Regions from separate parts of the Homo sapiens genome. Here all the other regions are linked to region 2. The links are chromatin loops, found by intact Hi-C in ENCODE. Cell type or tissue: prostate gland. All regions are shown on one strand. Links, peaks and the distances in the headings refer to the core of each region. The heading gives the core; the rest is flanking DNA.

Region 1 (2,500 bases), core at 1-2,500, 99 kb after region 2:
GCTCACATGCTTAACCCTTTAATTTCTGGAGGGATTTCAGAATCCCTCTTAGCAAGCAGTGATTTCTGATAGGACCATTCAATGTAGCCCCATGGTTTGGAGGGGAAATGTTAAGATCAAAAGGAGTGGATATGACACACAGAGGGATATCATAATAACTCAGGACAGGCTGCTGGGGTCTTTTGAGGCTAAAGGACCATCTCTGCAGACAGGCAGGGCCCAGTCTTGGAGGTCTCTATTAAGAACCTTATGGGCATGTTTTTTGTGGCCACATGGTGGGAAACTGAAGTGCCAGGGCCTCCCCCATTTACATGCTGCCATTGTGAGCAGTCTGTGCTCCTTAACATATGCTGATCCTGCTCTCTGCTGAGACCCTGTGTGAGCTCTTGTCTCTGCCTGGAATTTACTTTTGGTCCAACCAATGCACACACACACACACACACACACACACACACACACACACACACACTCCAGAGCTCAGCCGAGACATCATTTGCGGTGCTTTTCCTATGGTCACCTAAGCTCGCTCTTGAATTTTAGGAGCCCCCATCACGATGTGGTATCATTGCCTCTGCTGGTCTGTCTTCCCCCAATCAGTTAGGGCAGCAGTTAGGTTATATCTTGTAATATAACCTACTGCCAGGTACAGGGTAAATGTGTAATAATCATTTGAATGACAGGGAGGAAATCCTCCTCTTGTTAGGTATTCTTTGCTACATATATAATCACTTTTTCCCAACAACTGCTAGTTCCTGGGTGTGAGTCAAATCCACAACATATTATGTTAGATAGAGGATATTCTGTAACAGTGAGCAAGGAACTAAGAAAAAGATAGGTACTGAGCACAATTGCTGAATATGACAGGTTCTGGTCTGGTCTATCTTTTCTTTCTTTTTTTTTTTTTTTTTTTTTAGAGACAGAGTCTCTCTCTGTTGCCCAGGTTGGAGTGCAGTGGCACAATCATGGTTCACTACAGCCTTGAACTTCCGGGCTCAAATGATTCTCCCACCTTGGCCTCCCAAAGTACTGGGATCACAGGCATGTAGCACTGCACCCAGCTATCCTTTTTTTTTTCTTTTTTTTAAGCAATAATTTTAATTGTTCCTTCCCTTCACCTCCCAGTTTCTGTCCTTACACGCTCACATCCTCTAGAGCTTGGCTATAAAAGTTAACGAGGTAGCAGTTGCAAGCATTAGCAAGATGCTTTCGGCAGTTTGCCAAAAGCCAGGGAGCCCATCTTGAAAAGAACGTAGTCACCCCCTGCCGTCATGCCCTGACTGCCCAGCATTCTGCGTGAGTGGCAAAGCCCAACTCAGGAACACAAAGCAAAAGACAGCACAGCACACACATGAACTTTTGCCACTTTTGTATTTTATTGTGGAACTGAGTTTTTTTTTTTCCTTTACATCAAATATCCTCAATGGAAGAGGGGATATTGCACACAAATATCATAAAAGCACTACATATTACTTTCACTGGAAACTAATTTTCTACATTAGATATGACTGGATAGGATAGAAGTGATGCAGGATTATAAGACATAATACCATACACAGCTGCAGACTGACACAAACACCATTCAGAACAAGAGAGAGGAGTGTGAAGTGCTTCTCAGCTGGGCTCAAGACCACTTCTTTCCAGTGCTGGAAAGAGGGGCTGCATGCAGTGTAGGAAAAGCGTGTCTCTGAACTGCCACAGGGTGTTCTCGAAAGGGCAGCCCGGTCTTGATGCCACTTCTCCATGGCTCCTGTTTTGGGGAGCTCCAAACAAGTGCAGAGAAGCTGCCTATTTTTTCCCTTCCTTTTCAGTTTTTGATGCTGCCTTTAAAAATCAACTTCATGAAGTCACAGATTTTTTAACAGTAAATAGTTTTAATACCAGGTGAATAACCTAATTGCTTTCAAAGAAATGCTCATCCCTAGGCTGCTTTTGGTGTATTGTTCAGTTGGTTAAAAGATAAAAGCTTACAGTTCCTTTCAAATGGAAACAGGATCTTTTCTTCTAAATCTGAAGCACAAAAAAAAAAAGTTATTATCCTAACTCACAATATCATTACTGAGCAGGAACCTCCTGTGACAGGTGACTAAAGAGAGGCAAGAAAAGCAAATTCAGAATTGTAGAGCAGCTCCTAAGAGCTGAAATTTGGTAACAGAGGGAAAATGAAAGGTGGTAAGATTTCCATTAGCAAATGATTAAATCTTAATTAAATGAGTATTGGAAAGCTCCTAGACTGCATAAGCTATTGGAGACACTTAAAACATTCATATACACTGGGGAAACCATTCACTATGATATGTAACGTTAAGAAAAAAAATTTTTTTGAACTCCATGGAAAATGGTGTTTAAAGAGGGGAGGAGGGGAAGTTAGTCATTGTATCCAGTCCCACCACAAGACTGAGAAAGCATGCACAGGGCTCAGGGTTTTGAGAAAGGGGACAGAATTGGTTAAAATTGAAAATGGAGGATCATCGCTAACATTTAGTCTCTGTAGAATTTTGTT
Region 2 (8,153 bases), core at 3,096-5,595:
CTCACACCTGTAATCCCAGCACTTTGGGAGGCTGAGGCTGGTGGATCATGAGGTCAGGAGTTTGAGACCAACCTGGCCAAGATGATGAAACCCCGTCTGTTAAAAAATACAAAAATTAGCCGGGCGCAGTGGCAGGCATCTGTAATCCCAGCTACTCCGGAGGCTGAGGCAGGAGAATCGCTTGAACCCGGGAGGCAGAGGTTGCAGTGAGCCGAGATCTTGCCACTACACTCTAGCCTGGGCAACAGAGCAAGACTCCATCTCAAAAAAAAAAAAAAAAATCAGTATGATTCCTTCGCCACGATACAGAGGAGAAACAAAGGGGAAGTAACTTAAACAATATGTATTTCAATTTGTAAACAAATGTCCAGGCAAAACTACAGTAAGAAACAATGAAGCAGGTAAATATTGCATATAAATGTGGAATAATTATAGACATGGAAGAAGTGTAGATGGGTAGAGATGCGGTATACTGGCAAATTCAAATACCAGGAGTGGCGCTATCATAATGACATAATTTTATTTATAGAATGAACAACTCTTGGTAAAGTTCTGATTGATTCAAAGGTATGTCTTCCCTCAATATAGAGTTGCAAAATTCACCTTATTTTCCATTAAAAAAACTTTGCTTATATGAAAAATGGAGTTAGTTCCATTAATGATAAACAGGTTGTTTTTGATGGTATAATTATGTCACAAATGACATGGCAAATTTTTTTAATCTTTTAATTTGGAAATAATTTTGTTGTTGTTATTGTCATTGTTGTTGAGACAGAGTCTGTACTATCTATCGCCCAGGCTGGAATGCAGTGGCGTCATCTCGGCTCACTGCAACCTCCGCCTCCTGGGTTCAAGCGATTCTCCTGCCTCCACCTCCTGAGTAGCTGGGGTTACAGCCGCACGCCACCACGCCCAGCTAATGTTTGCATTTTTAATAGAGACAGGGTTTTGCCTATTGGCCAGGCTGGTCTTGAACTCCTGGTGTCAGGTGATCTGCCCACCTCAGCCTCCCAAAGTGCTGGGATTACAGGCTTGAGCCACCGCGCCCAGCGGGAAATAATTTTAAACTTATAAAAACTGCAAAGAACTCCTCTATATCTGTCTTAGTTTGTTTTCTGTTGTTTATAACAATACCTGAAACTGGATCATTTATCAAGAAAACGAATTTATTTCTTACAGTTAGAGAGTCTGAGAAGGCCAGCGTTGAGGGGTGGCATCTGGTGAGAGCCTTCCTGCTGGTGAGGACTATTCAGAGTCCTGAGGTGGCTCAGAGCATCACATGGCGAGGGGGCTGAGCATGCTAGCTCAGGTCTCTCTTCCTCTTATGAAGCCACCAGTCCCACTTCCGTGATAACCCATCAATCCATTAACCCATTAGTCCATGAATGGATTAATTCATTCATCAGAGGAGAGCCCTTATGATCCACTGGCCTCTCAAAACTGTTACACTGGGGATTAAATTTCAACATGAGTTTCAGAGGAGACAAATATTTAAACCACAGCGCTACTTTTACTCATGTTCACCTGTCGTTACCATTTTGATTCATTTGTTTTTGCTTTCTCTCTCCTCCTTCCCCCTGTATACACACTTTCTTTAATCATTTGGGAGTTTGTTTCATATATTATAGCTCTTTATCCTGAATACTTCAATGTACATTACCTGAGATAAGGACATTCTATTGTATAATCATAGCACAGTTACCAACTTCGGAAATTTTGACATTAATATAATACTTTACTATTCATATCCCAGTTTTGGGAATTGACCCAATAATAGGGTCTCTCATAGCATTTTTCCTCTTCCAGTACAGGATGCTGTCTAGAATCATAGTTCCTTATCCTTTCTTTGTTTCTTATGACATTGTCCTATATATTTTTAAAGAACCCAATCTCTTTTTTTAAATAGAATATTCCTCTTTCTTGGATTTTTCTGCTATTTTCTCATTGTTATGCTTCCCCAGCCAGAATACTCTCAGTGATGTTGTGCCCCTGCCAGGGTATCACATGTGGACATACCTGATATCATATGCCTTCACTGGTGATGTCAGTTTTGATCACCTAGTCAACTGTGTCTGATTTCTCCACTGCAGAGTTACTGTTTTTCTCCCTTCTGATTAATAGGCTATTCTCGGAGAGAGACTTTAATGTAATGCAAATATGTTGTTTATCAAAAGTTTGCTCTTAGATTTGGCATCCATTCATGGCTTTAGCCTGAATCAATCTTTACTATAATGGTTGCAAAGTAATGATTTTCCAACTCTGAAAATTTCTCCAGATTTACTAGCTAACACTCAGTATTCTACTATAAGCAAGAACTCTTCCTTTTCTCTCATTTCTTTCTCATTTATCTGTTTATTATCATGCATTATGTTTAAATCATCAATTTGTGAATTTTTTAAATGATTCATTACCCTTCTCAATTATTTTGGTGGTCTAAATATCCCAGACTTGGCTGATAGAAGCCCTTTCAAGCTGGCTTCCATTTTCCCCCACCCCCCTCTTTTTTGATAACTTACTTTCTCTCATATAACAAGGTGTTTCAGGCTCACTGTGTACCCTTCCTGGCCTAGCCCTGGAATCAACCATTTCTCCAAGGAGCTCTGGTTACTTTTGGTGAGGAATGGCATTAGAAACCAAGATCTAGGTGCTAGGTGTCCTTTTGCTACTGTGAAATTTTTGCTTCTTGGCCCATTCAGTGAACAGTTCTGGAAAAAAAATGAATGCACATACACATAAACATACATGTACACATATGCATATACATATACTATATATATTTTGCAGATAATGAGTTCACACCAATCCCAAGTTCATCCCTATGGGATTCTTCTTGCCTTGCTCCAGTCCATATTTGTATCTCCCGTCTTCCATACTGACAGCCCTGGCTCCCACTAGAGACAGTGTTTTGATGTACGGGACAGTCTCAGCATTGCAGGTCATCTGAATTCCCTGTTTTCTGTCCATTAAGTGCCAGTAATGCCTTTCAGTCATTGTGACAATCAAGACCAACTTCCACATATCCTAAAATGCTCTGTAGGGCCAATACTATACTGTTCTAGTGATCAGACCAGTATGGACTCATAGTTATACAGCAAGGCGTGTTCGGATGTGCCATATGTGAATTATAAGCAAAGTGCAGTGAAGTACAGATAAGGGAATGACGAATTCCAGGAAAGCTTATTAACACTTTCCTAGGTATGTAGGGAAGATTAGGAAATGAGGCCACTAGGTTTGGTGTCTTGGTGTTGGGTATAGTCAGTCACACAAATCCAGGGAACATTGTCATGGATACCTGAGTAAGCAGTAACTGTTTGCCAAATAATGAGTATAATAATCTGCAGCGGGGCAGCACGCAGTGGCACACGCCTATAATCCCAGCACTTTGGGAGGCTGAGGTAGGCAGATCAAGTCAGGAGTTCAAGACCAGCCTGGACAACATGGTGAAACCCCGCCTCTACTAAAATTACAAAATAGCCGGGCGTGGTGGCGCACACCTGTAATCCCAGCTACAATGGAGGCTGAAGCAGGAGAATCGCTCGAACCCGGGAGGCAGAGGTTGCAGTGAGCCAGAGATCACGCCGCTGCACTACAGCCTGGGCGACAGAGCTGACTCTGTCTCAAAAAAAAAAAAGTCTGCAATGAGTAAATATCACATAGAGACATTTGTTCCCTTTCCTCAGTTAAGACTAGTTTTCTTGGAAAAGCAGTACTAGCCACCATTTACTGAATTTTTCCTGCCACCGAGACAGCTGTCCCCTCTGCCTAGAATATCTTTGTATATCCTGAATCTCTCCAGTCAGAATCGATGTTTCCTGCCCTATATTCTTTCAGCACTTTGTGCCTTCCTTGTGTATGATGTGCTGAAGTCTGCACTTGGGAGGCCGACTTCTGGGTGTCAGTCCCAGTTCTGCGGCTTTCAGCTGTCACACTCGGTTTCTGTGCCTATAAATTAGAGATGATGGTAATGCCTGCCTCTCCGTCTGACATGCAGGTGCTTCAGAAATATGTGCACTGAGGAGTCCCTAAGCCCCTTGTTTTTAGCCCTCTATAAAACGTGTGAGGTGAAATAATGTTTTGGAACTCACACTGCTTGGAACAAAGAAAGCTTTTGAGACTTTTTCCTACTGTGTACTGGAAGGTAATTATTGCCGCTTTTTTCAAAATGGACATTGTTTTCGGTTTTACTCGACGACACTACTTGTTTTCCCTCATTTTTATTTGAGCGTTTGGGTTGAGCTACTGGCACTTAGCAGGGAGGCCGCATGGTAGGGAGAGCGCCCGTGGCTCCAGCTCTGGAGATGGGACAGTAGGTGGCAGTGTGGCCCCTGCGGGAATCCGCCGCCCCGCGGGTGGAACGCGGCGAGTGGGCGCGGGGCTGTCGGGTAGCGTGCGCGCGCAGGGCCGCGCCCAGCATGTGGAGCGCTGTGATTGGGCGCCGCCAGCCGGAGGGCCGTGAGGTGCTCAAAGCGGGCTCGCTGATTGGGGGACGGAGGAGGGCCGATATGAGGCTTTCGCCGCTCCCATCCCCATTGGAGATCGAGGCAGCAAGGGACACTGCGGCGTGTGGGTGTGGGCTTCATGTGCCAGAGCGCCGTCTCCCCTGAGCCGTGCCCTGCCGGGGAGTACGGCGAGAGAGAGGTTCTGGCCTCTCGGAGTGGGCTTGCGGTTCCGGTGCCCCCTCTCTTCGTCCTCGTGGCTGATTGTGCCAGAGAGCTCCTCGGGGAGGGCCCTAGCGTGAGGGCAGTTTCCCAGCGCCGGGGCCGCGGTGGACGCCAATGCAGCTGTCTAGGACCTGCGCCCGCGGTGCGTCCAGAGGGCCCCGGCGCGAACGTCAGAACGCCGCCCCGTTCCGCGCTCTCAGCAGCCAGCCAGGGCCGCTGCCAGTTCCACCGTGGAGAGGAGGAAACCGGGCGAGAGCCTCACTTTCCTTTCCGCCCAAAAAGCTTTCTCAGTGATTGCTGTAGTACCTGAGATTCTACCATAGGATCTTCCGCCTACATTAAAGTAGTCGATTTCTTCTTTAAAATACTTTTTTATTGGAGTATAATATACATACTGAAAAGTGTGCAAGTCGTAATATAGACATTGATGAATTACCACAAAGCGAGTAAACCTGTGTAGGAAGCAAGAGCATTCCTACCGCTCCAGAAGCCCTTATTGCGGCCCCCACTTAGTCTCTCCAAAGGTAACCGGTATCCTGACTTCTAACGCCACAGATTTTTTTTTTTTAGTGTTTTAACATTTGAAGGTGTAGACACCTTGGTATAAGGAGCCCCCTTTACCCATCACCTGGCTTCAACAATTATCAGCTCTTAGTCTTTATTTTATCTTTATTACTGTTTCCCCATCCCGATGCTTTGGATAATTTTGAAGGAGATCCCAGGCAGTAAGTCATTTCATCCGTAAATATTTTGATACAGATCTCCAAAAGACAAGGGTGCTTTTCAATACCATTATCACACCTAAAATATTAATAGGGTTGTAAATATCACGAAATATCCAGTTAGTGTTCAGATATCCCTGATACTCTCTTTCTTATTTTATTTTATTTTCTTAGAGCCTTGCTCTTGTCGCCCAGGTTGGAGTGCAATGGCACGATCTCAGCTCGCTTAAACCTCCTCCTCCCAGGTTCAAGCGATTCTCCTGCCTCAGCCTCCCGAGAAGCTGGGATTACAGGCGCCCGCCACCATGCCCGGCTAATTTTTGTATTTTTAGCAGAGATGGGGTCTTGCCTTTTTGGTCATGCTGGTCTCGAACTCGTGACCTCGTGATCCGCCCACCTCGGCCTCCCCAAGTGCTGGGATTACAGGCGTGAGCCACCGCTCCTGGCTCAGGTATCCCTGATACTCTCAAATTTTTTTTTTTATGATTTGGTTGAATCAGGATTCAAATAAAGCCTCGTATAATACAATTGGTTGCTATGTGCCCCCGTTAACTCTTTCTGAATCTTTTTAATAGAAACATACAGAAGTAGAGAGAGTAGAATAAACCCCTGTGTACTGTCACCCAGCTCCAGCAATTATCAATTCCCTACCAGTGTTGTTTCATCAACTCCCCACCTGTTCACCAGATTACTTTTTAACAAACTTAATTATCGGGGTTTTTTTATATGTACTTTGATATGTACCTCTAAAAGATAAGGATTTTTAAAAACGTAATTAATCATACTATTCTAAAAAACTAGTACTTCTGTAATATTAAATATTCCATTAATGTTCACATTTTCCCAAATGTCTTATAAATTTCTTTTTAATTTAGTTTGTTGAAATGTGATCTAGATAAGGTCCATACCTTGCAATGTGTTGAGTTGTCTCAACTATCTTAGTTTGTAAGTTTTTTGCAATTTATTTATTGAACAAAACAGGTCTTTTTTGGAGTTTCCCACATTCTAGATTTGCTGATTTCATCCTTATTGTGGTGTTTAGCGTGCTCCTCTGCCTTCCATATGTCTTGTGAAACTGGTAGTTGGAGAAAGGGGCTTGATCAGATTCAGGACTTTTTATTTTGTCTTTTGGTATAAATACTTCATAGTAAGTGTTTACTTGTGTCAGTAAGCACACAGCATTTGATTGCCCCTCTGCGAAGTTAAAGGCCATTCATGATCTTTACTTAGATTTGTTATTTCATTTGAAGCTGCATACTATTGCTGTTTAAATTTTATCATTTCTTTTCATTTATTATCTAGGAAATTTTTATGACAGAACTTCCATTCATCAACAGTTTACTTACCCTGAAATAGTTTGTATATGAGTTAGCTTTCAAAATAACTTGCAAAAATGATGAATGAGGACTTCTTAAAATGTCATTAAGAACTCATAGATTTAAATAATTGAGACATTTTAATCCATTGCTGTTGATACTTTTATTGATAGGGCCATAGTTCAACTGTGCTCTGTAGAGCCCTGGGCTTTCCTACTTCAATCAGATTTCAACTTTTGATTGTTTCTGTACTGGGCTTCCCTTTGGCTAAAATAAACACTGAGTTAAAGCATTGTCTCTGGAATTCCTCCACTAACTTGCTGATTTGTTGGGGAGGTACAGGGTAAAAGTTATCAACATTTACTAGTTAACAGAATAGGATCCACTGTGAACAGGACTCAGGAGAAAACCACTGGGGAACTGGGTAGGGTGTTGGTAGGAGGGCAGGCCTCATGGGGAAGCTCCTTGAGTTCCATGAGAGGAAGTTTTCTTGAGTCTTTCTGACAAGGAGCGAGCACTCAGGTGACTTGAGCTGAATTCAGGATTCATGAGCCCTACTGGATTAAATATTTTATTTGTGATTTTTCACATCACAAAGTATAGGACACATTTTGGTTTGGGTTACTGTTTTGCTTGTTTGTGTTGGTTTCTCTTGGTTTGTTGGTTTGTTTTCTGTTGGTTTGTTTTTGGAGAACCTCCTTTTTGAATCCAAAGAGTATTTCCTTGACACATTTGCATTCAGGTCTGTCTCTTACAGACACTTCTTCCATTTTAGCTGAGATTTAGTTTTGCTGTGTCATTTCAGCTGTAGAGGCCTTTGGCTTTTTGCATGAATATTTCAGATCCTGCTCTTGAGGCCTGATGGAGATTTTCTGAAGTCTGCTTTCTTAACTTTTGTCAGTTCTGTATTTGCATCTCTGTGGCATCTATTCATTTTCCAGTTTCCATATTTGCCAAGTTCTAGAGATGGGTCTGACTTGTGCACATCACCGTTCTTTAGTCTCATTAATATATATGTACACAAAGCTTGATTTCATGTTTTTCCTTTATTGGATTTATTTATGTTAAAGCTTCTGGTGACAGACAAATAGAAGGAAGTCTAAAAATCTATGTCCAAATTGGTTGCTAGGCTAGTTTTCCATACTTCCTTCTGTATATTCAATGCATGATATATGTCATGTGTCCTCGTTTTTCTTTTAAAATGTGGGAAACAAAAACAGTTTCAGCCTGTATTTTTCAAGATCAGTTCTTCTAGGAAGGACAATAATAATCTGTACCTGTTTCTTTATTATATAAATTAGGTAAGGTATGCAGATGACCATAAGCCCAGAAAGAGTTTAGTGTTGCCTGAAAGGTTAACAGTAATGTGCAGTTATGTAGAAAAGAAAAACTGAAACCATTTCTCACCTGAAGCTAGAAGGATTCAATAAAGGATTCATATTTTTCTTCAGTGA
Region 3 (8,153 bases), core at 3,131-5,630, 350 kb after region 2:
TCAGACCAAGCAGTTAATGAGTAATTAAATCCGTGTGAATTATGAATCTCGATTCTTTCAACGCTATTTTCCTTTAGAGCTATTAGTTACTCTCTTTTTTTTTTCCTCAGATGCTACAGAGATTTACATTCTGGCTTTTCAGAATTCTCTTTGTAAAATGGAGAAAATGCTATTGGCCAACTTGAATGTAATATATACAACCAAAAAATTCTTTAGGTACAGTAGATAAAGCTCAGGATGGCATGGTTGAGAGGTTTCCATAAGGTTTGGTAGGCTAGCGTGAAGAGCGTGCAAAAAAAATTATTTCTACTTTTTTTGGAAGAAAAAAAAATGGCAGTGTATCAGGCGCCATAGCATTGCTAACAGCACTAGTTCCCACTTCATTTTTCAACTTCACATGTTCCCTAGAAGATAATTGGACAAAGCACTGTGGCATGAGGTAAGAGGTGGAGTATGGAGATCCATTCATCGTGGATTTTATTATGGATTTTATTCAAACCTTTTGTGTATGTCTTTGAGGCTCTTCAGAAATATTAAACTGAAATCTTGCTTTTAAATGTCAATGGTCTTTAAAAAAATGTCAATGGTCTTTATATCACTCTGCAGTTTCATCCGTTCCTTGGCGAGATCTGTAGAGTGGAACAGACTGTACGGCCTTTGTTCGCCTCCAGGCCCTATCCTGTGTTTGCACCTGTAACTCCCTCTGTGTTGCCCCGCCCAAGCCTCAGGAGCTTATGACATAAAGAAGGTGAAGCTTTTGTTGGAGTCAGCCTAACTGAGCTGTGCCATGCTTTGAAACAGGCTGGGCATTATCATGGGACAAGCTCTGCCATTTAAACAACTCCTTCAGACTGCTGCAAAATGTATTGATTTTGCTTAAGACGAACACCAAATATGGATGGTTTATCTCTTTTTCTTTAGGGAGTTGGACTTTTCAGCCACCTTGGGTAGCCCCAAACCTCTACCTTCCCTCTTCAGAAATGGTCTGTGCCCCCATTCTTCCTACCATAACACCTACCAACTCTACCATGGTGGCCTGTCGACAGTCCAGGGGCCACGTTCATCTTGTTCACTGTTGTAATCCAGAATCTGGTACAGAGTTTGGTGCACAAAGATGCTCAATACATATTTGTTGTATAAACAGAGGGGTGAATTAACAATCAAATGATGTCACATCTCCTATGCAACTCCCAACAAACAAAGCCAACACTATGCTTTCTCCAACTCTCCCTCCATGTTGCTAGCAGCTCTATACTATGCTCATATATGATCCACTTGGAGGAGGAGGCTGGAACCTGCCAGACTGCCCACATCAGCTCCTCATCACTTCGGGTTTGGTCTCTGCATTTGCAAAAGCACAGATTCTGTCACTTTTGCCCTGGCCTTTGACCTTTGCATAGTAACTCATGATGATATAAAAACTAAAGCAAGGGCTCGGTAATGTGTAAGCAATATGCTAACCAACTAGTGACTCAACGTTTACTAGACATGTACCTCATGCACTGGTACTGGACATGTGCCTCAGCACTGCTATATAAGCTGTCATGGTTGTTCCTTTTCGTTACCAGTGGTGGCTGCATGAGGATGGTGGTGTGCCCTTGGCTGGCATGAAGTAGGGTGCCCAAGAAGCTTCATATTCTACTCTTTGTTACTTGACTCTATTTACCGCTGGGCTCTAATACTACCATGTACTCCTGAATTTTTATTGCACCTGGATATCACTGCCTATCCTCCAGCATTCATTTTACAGCCAGGATTTCACTTTGAACATGATTTAAATGTGATGGACACCCCCACTGCCATCATGGCAGCATAGTGGCATACACGAACTGCTAATGTCAACAACATCCTTTCTTTTTATGAGTGGCCCCTCAGACACTTGGTCATGACTTGGGGTAGTTCACAGATTATTTTGTCAGCCAAACAGTTTTCGGTTGGATACTTTGTGTTTAAAATTAATAATTAGTAATGGTTTTTATTTAGCACTGAGAAATATATTTTCACTGGTTATATACAAAACAACCACATAATAATATCAATGATAATAACCACTATTATATAGCACTGACTTTGTGCCAGACATTGCTCCAAGTGTTTTACAACTTAACTCATTTCCTTCTCATTAGAGTCCTATGTGGTAGATATTATTATAATAATTGCCATTTACAAAGGAGCAAACTGAGACACAAAGAGGTAAATAACTTACCAAACACATCTAGTAAGAGGCAGTCAGAATGCAAACCCAGACAATCTTAGTCTGAGTCCAAGCTGTAAAACCCTATACTTCAACACTTACCTAAGACAGTAAGCAATTATTACACTGCCCCATTCTTAAATCTTAATGTCTCTAACCTATATATTCTCCCATTACTCATCTACATCTCTCCGCTTTTTCAAACTTATTGATTAACATTAGTGATCACTAATATTTATGGAGCCCTCACCGTGTGTCAGGCAACGTGGCAAATATTTTACATACAATAGCTCATTTAATTCTCATAATGATTTCTTAAGATATACCAGTTGTATTGTCCCTCATTTTGCAGAAGAGGAAACTGAGGGCTGGCAAGGTGAAGTCACTGGTAAAGTAGCTGAGCTAGGATTCCAGCTCAAGTCTGTGCAGCCCAACCATTACTCTACACTGCCCCTCTTACCTGTGCAGAGCCTCATGAACCACACCTCAGCTCTGATTGCAGGCCACAGCTCCACAATCACCTGCCCTTGATCAACTCACTACTAGTTATCAATTTTTTTTTTTGTAGCCTATTGAGGTCTTTTTCCATTTGGATCTCCAGCTCCCATTCCCATTTATCACATCTAGTCTGGGACCTATTGTGAGGCAGGCCTATTTTTTATTTTTATTTCTTTTGCAATTCCTCCCTGGACAGTACAGGTAAAGTATACCTATCATGTGCTTTTGACTGACAGAGTCACCAGACCTGGTCACTTGGCACAGTCAAAGAAGCCGGCTCTTCAGGAATGCACCTTCACTAGAGCACCGTGGTTCTTTTCTTTTCTTTGTTAGCTTTTCCTCCTTTGGCTCATGGTCAGGCTTTACTGTCTGTCCTTTGCTACCTGCATCGCTCCACCCCACTGGGTCAGTGGGCTGGAGTTAAGAGCACTGGCCATCACCCCAGACCCAAAGACTTTACCAGAAGCACCTAGTGTTCTTCTCTCCACACTCCAGTCAAGCAAAGCAGCCGGAATTGCTCTTCTCCCAGGAGGAAATTCATGGAGGAAATTAGCTCTAGGCTCCAGGTATGCAGAACAGAAGAAAGCCAAGTCCCCGCTAGTAACTACAAAGCCCACCAATATACTCCTCAACCAAATGGTAGTGGGGAGAGCATCCAAACAAGACTTCTCCAGTAGCAGCAGCAGCAGCAGCAGCAGCAGCAGCAGCAGCAGCAGCAGCAGGATTTCCAGACATCTATTATAAAACCAAGTTTCCCTTTAGGAAACTTCATACAGCAGATGCCCCAGACTAGACACATGGCTGAATTTTAAGTACTTCCATGTGAATGAGGTTGATTTCATTCCACTGATGGCACCACAACCATGCATGAAATGAAGCCATACACACACACACACACACACACACACACACACACACACACACACACAGAGTCAGCTCTCCGTATCCATGGATTCAACCAACAGCAGATTGAAAATATTTGGGAGGAAAAAGTTACAGTTGTATTGAATATGTACAGACATTTTTCTTTGTCGTTATTCCTGAATAATACAGCATAACAACTCTGTACACAACATTTACCTTGTATTAGGTATTACAAGTAATCTAGAGATGATTTAAAGTATACAGGAGGATATGCATAGGTTATATGCAAATACTACACCTTTTTTTCCTTTCTTTTTTTTTATTATACTTTAAGTTCTAGGGTACATGTGCACAACGTGCAGGTTTGTTACATATGTATACATGAGCCATGTTGGTGTGCCCATAGCGAGTTAATGCCCATTAACTCATCATTTACATTAGGTATATCTCCTAATGCTATCCTTCCCTGCTCCTCTCACCCCATGACAGGCCCCAGTGTGTGAAGTTTCCCTTCCTGTGTCCAAGTGTTCTCGTTGTTCAATTCCCACCTATGAGTGTGAACATGCAGTGTTTGGTTGCAAATACTACACCATTTTGTTTCAGGAACTTAAGCATCCGTGTATTTTGGCATCCATGGGAGGTCCTGGAACTAATCCCCAGTGGATACCAAGGGATGGCTGTATATGTCAAACTGCTTTTATACTGAACTTTTATTTCAACAGTCAGTAAGCCAAACTGATAACTTGCCAAGTCTCATACCCTTGTGCTTTTGTTTTGAGACACATCATCTCCCTGTAAATCAGCCTTTCAATTGAAGGATGGTTTAGATTCTCCTACACTGTTTATTTAGGGATATGCTTTTGCTATATTTTTATAACACTTTCAATCAGGATATTTTAATTTTTACTGACAAGCCATAAAAATATAATCACACTTCATGTCCTCATCATGTCTATCTGATAAAGATGTTGCTGTAGATTACGTGAGTCGCATTGGCTGATGCTCAGAGCCCTGTGCCTGTCATCAGACTGAGGGCCTGGTCTGTCTGAAGCATTTAGAAAAGGAATCATTACCCCAGAGTTGACCACTTATCTCAGCTTATAAAAATAAATATTTACCCAATAATATGGCAGGTTTATGAGCTGCATTTAATACTGCAATGAAAAAGTCTATCACTGTGTGTGTGTGATTTAGAGAGAGAGAGAGAGAGAGTGTGTGTGTGTGTGTGTGTGTGTGTGTGTGTGTGTGAAGGTTGCCATGGGAGACCTTAGTGCTTCCGAACCTTTATAATTATGAACAATAATTAGATGTAATGCTTTATGGTGGTGAAGCACCTCGTGGGCTCCTGATAATTGTAAAGTGTTTGGCAATTAATTCACACTCCCTGAGATTCAGGTTGGTATAATTAACCCCATGAGGAGAAGCAGCCTCAGAGAAGGGGAGCCACATGGTTGGGAACCATCCTGCTTTGCGTTGGCACAGACAAAGGGAGGCCCTCCCAGTCTTCCGGGCCCTGCACCACCTCCACCCCAAGCCTCTGCATACTCCCCTCCTAGGCCCCAGGCACTTAGCTCAACTGGCTGAGAGTGCGTGCCCTGCCGGGAGGGGCACGCGGGACTGAGCCCAGGCGTCAGGCTTTCAGCTTTGCATTTCTCTGCGCGAGAACCTGCAGCCCTGCAGAGCTGTGCCTCTTGGTGGGGAGAGGAATTCAGAAAGCCACGTGGGGAAATGGAGGTTGGAAATACACTGCTTGGTTGTCATCAGCTAAACTTTCATGAAATTGATACTTTTGTCCTCTCTTCCCAAAGCAGCTGCAATCTGGGGTTAGTCTTCAGTCTGCCAGCTTTTCTGATTATTGTTCCATAACGGGAACAACAAACACACTCTTAGACACCTGTAAGAAAGCTGGGAAGGGGGTGGGTATACTTAATGAAAAGTGTTATTGAAATGATCTATGTCTATAGATAGTGATATATAGAGTAATATATGTTATTGTATTATAATTTATATCTATTTATATAATGTATAATGTTATATGTACACGCATATTTTTTATATATATATATGTATGTATAAAATTGCAAGTCAACTCCTGAAATGAGTGGGTTGTATGCTTGGGCTCTGTCATGTCAATCAAAAACTAGATCTTCATTTTCTCCAAAGAAAAACAAAATTCTTGAAGAAAATTTTATCCAACACCACTTTTTGTTTCAACTTAAATTCTCATGGACTAATTCAAACATTTCATTTTCTTGGTTGCAGGCTATTACGTTCTGAACGCTGACGTATCCCATGAGCGAATGTGTTGGATCACTGCCATTGACAAACTGCAGGCCATTTCTCATGTCCCTGCCCAGATTACCTGCCCCCAGCTCTGAGAGGGCGTGGTGATGAATCACAGCGTGGAGTCCAGACCTGAGGGTGATAGATAGGTACAGACGGTCCTGGGACCACCTTCCTCAGTGCTATGCTGAGCAGAAAGATGGCACGGGTGTTTTCCTATGACACAGCTGTCTGATAAATACCCACCCCCAGCAAAGTTAATACCTGGATACACTGCACCGACAGCCAAGACAGAGAGGGAGGGGCAGGCTACGTAAGCCATGTCTTTCGCTTTACTCCAAGAAAGAATCTGGATAGCACAAGGCCTCCAGCATATTTTGACTGACTGTTTTGTACCAGAAAAGCTAATTTGCTATGATTAGTTGCACTACATTTGTTAGATAGTTACTCTATGTTTATTTGGAAGGCAGATCAGAGTATCTTTTGGTGATTTTTCTTTATGAGCTGAAGAAACTCTCTAAATTTTCTTTTTTTTAAAAAAAAAAGCAACCATGAATAAAACTTCGTGGGTCCTGGGAAATAGAAATGTTTTTGCACCATGAAAAGACAAAAGGGGCCTGCACCATTTACAAGGAGCCCAGCAGAAACGCAGAGGGAGAGGAGGGAGCCGGAGGGCCCAGGGAAGCCAGGTATAGGACTGAGGCCTGGGGGAGACTGAGCCAATGGTGAGAGGGGAGATGCAAGCTGGAGGAGCCTGAGCTAAATGCCCAGATCAGACAGGAAGAAATAGAGAGGTCTTTCAGAAAGTTCTCAGAATGGCAGACAGGAATAAAGGGAGAACTGGAGGCTTCATGGAGTAGCACTGTAGAGAGAGGGAAACCCTGGGGCTGAACACAGAGAAGTATGACTTCAGAAAAGCACGATCCTGGTGAGAAGAGACCCTAATCTCTTGCTCTCATCTTTCTTTCTTTCTTTCTTTCCTTCCTTCCTTTCTCCTTCCTTCTTCTCTACTTTTCTCCCTCCCTCCCTTTCAATCGCACTCATACACACACACACACAAATGTCTAATACATATCTTTCTTTCTTTCATGAAATTCCATGTGCTATGTAATATAGACCCTCTCTGGCCAACTATAAATCATCAGTAAAGTCTACATTTTTCACGAATGCCTGTAGTGTGAGTTTTCTTTTTAAGGGATACAAGAAAATCCTAAATCCTGCTTTGGGAGTGGCATGAGAGAAATCTAGGCATGTACATCCTCTTTTGATTCCTGTAGTCACAAAACAAGGTCAGAGTAATTGATAGGGGAGCAAAAGGAAGATAGAAGTTTGAAACCCTGATTCCACATTCCTTTACACCTGCTTAGCAGCTCTGACCTCTGTCCTTCCCATTCTGCAGTGCAATGCTCCCCCCACCTAACTCCCCACCTCCCCACCTCCCCTCTCCCAAGGGAAGTGAACCCAGGTGGTCATTGTCAGGGCAGTTCCCAGGACTCCGGAAAACCACAGCCTTATCACGTGAGCCTAGGCTGCCTCAGACCCAGGTGAAGTCTGTTTCACCTGGTCGCCACTTATCAGCAAGCTCTCCCATGCTTCTGAGAGGACCTGCTAGGCCTGACCTTTCTAATTCTGCACAAACTCGTTAGGGCTGGGCTCAGGTGGGAGCAGAAAGTAGGAGAGCTGTTCCAGGTGCAAGGCCATCTGGGAACCGAGAACAGAGGACAAGATGCCCTGAAACTCCATCTCAGGGTGTGCAGAGGCAGTTGTCAAAGGAGGCAGCACCTTCTTCATATTCTTAACACATCTTTGCAAGACTCGAGACTTCGCAATTTACTCACGGTGCTGATCAAAAGACGGTTTTTTTTTTAAGAGATTAAAAAAGAAAAGCAAAGAAAAGCCAAGTGTTCATGCATGCAGTCTTCCTAATTAACACGGCAGGCTTTGAGCGAGAGAGAAAGCACATCAGAATTTTTGGAAGCAGCTGTTCTCCCAGCAGTAGTCTCTTCTCAGGGAAGCTACAGGTTGATGCTCTCAGAGGCTGTGAATTCAGAGGCTTCTCACCACTTCAAATGAAGGGCAGGCTGAGGGTTGGGGAAAGTACTCGTTCTTAAAGCCAACCAAATAGGCAGCTGGAGCCACAGAACCTGGAATCCACGTGAGTCAAGAGTCACCCAAAGCCTGCACTGATCGAGGGCCGACTATGTGCCTGACTATGCTAAATTCATGACCTGCCTCTTCTCATTTCATCCTAGCAACAACACCATGTGGTATTATTGGCCCCACCTGACCAATGAGCAAACATCACTGCCCACAA

The links. Hi-C counts contacts between places; a loop is a spot of excess contacts. Peaks named below come from ENCODE experiments on the same cell type or tissue, not always from the same donor. Only the 100,000 strongest peaks of a DNase experiment are listed, where the experiment ranks them.
Region 1: a loop joins it to region 2, with 3 times the contacts of the local background. A loop is called at or near these places in 7 of 110 quality-filtered maps.
Region 3: a loop joins it to region 2, with 2.5 times the contacts of the local background. A loop is called at or near these places in 2 of 110 quality-filtered maps.

The regions. Positions count from the first base shown.
Region 1 is chr5:72,208,420-72,210,919 of GRCh38, reverse strand. MAP1B (microtubule associated protein 1B) reads right to left here. Exons shown (of 7, transcript NM_005909.5): 7 at 1,355-2,500. Among named protein-coding and RNA genes, the nearest start is that of MIR4803, 40 kb to the right of the region's middle. In prostate gland, for the core only: a CTCF peak has its summit at 1,218; a DNase peak (open chromatin) is centred at 1,219; H3K27ac peaks cover 603 bases.
Region 2 is chr5:72,304,750-72,312,902 of GRCh38, reverse strand. All of the region lies in intron 2 of MRPS27 (mitochondrial ribosomal protein S27), which reads left to right. Among named protein-coding and RNA genes, the nearest start is that of MRPS27, 11 kb to the left of the region's middle. RefSeq lists enhancers at 396-896, 4,542-4,791 and a silencer at 4,202-4,491. In prostate gland, for the core only: a CTCF peak has its summit at 4,316 (motif pointing right); a DNase peak (open chromatin) is centred at 4,442; H3K4me3 peaks cover 1,163 bases; H3K27ac peaks cover 1,201 bases.
Region 3 is chr5:71,953,708-71,961,860 of GRCh38, reverse strand. No RefSeq gene overlaps it. Among named protein-coding and RNA genes, the nearest start is that of MAP1B, 150 kb to the left of the region's middle. In prostate gland, for the core only: no CTCF peak of the experiment used is centred there; a DNase peak (open chromatin) is centred at 4,220.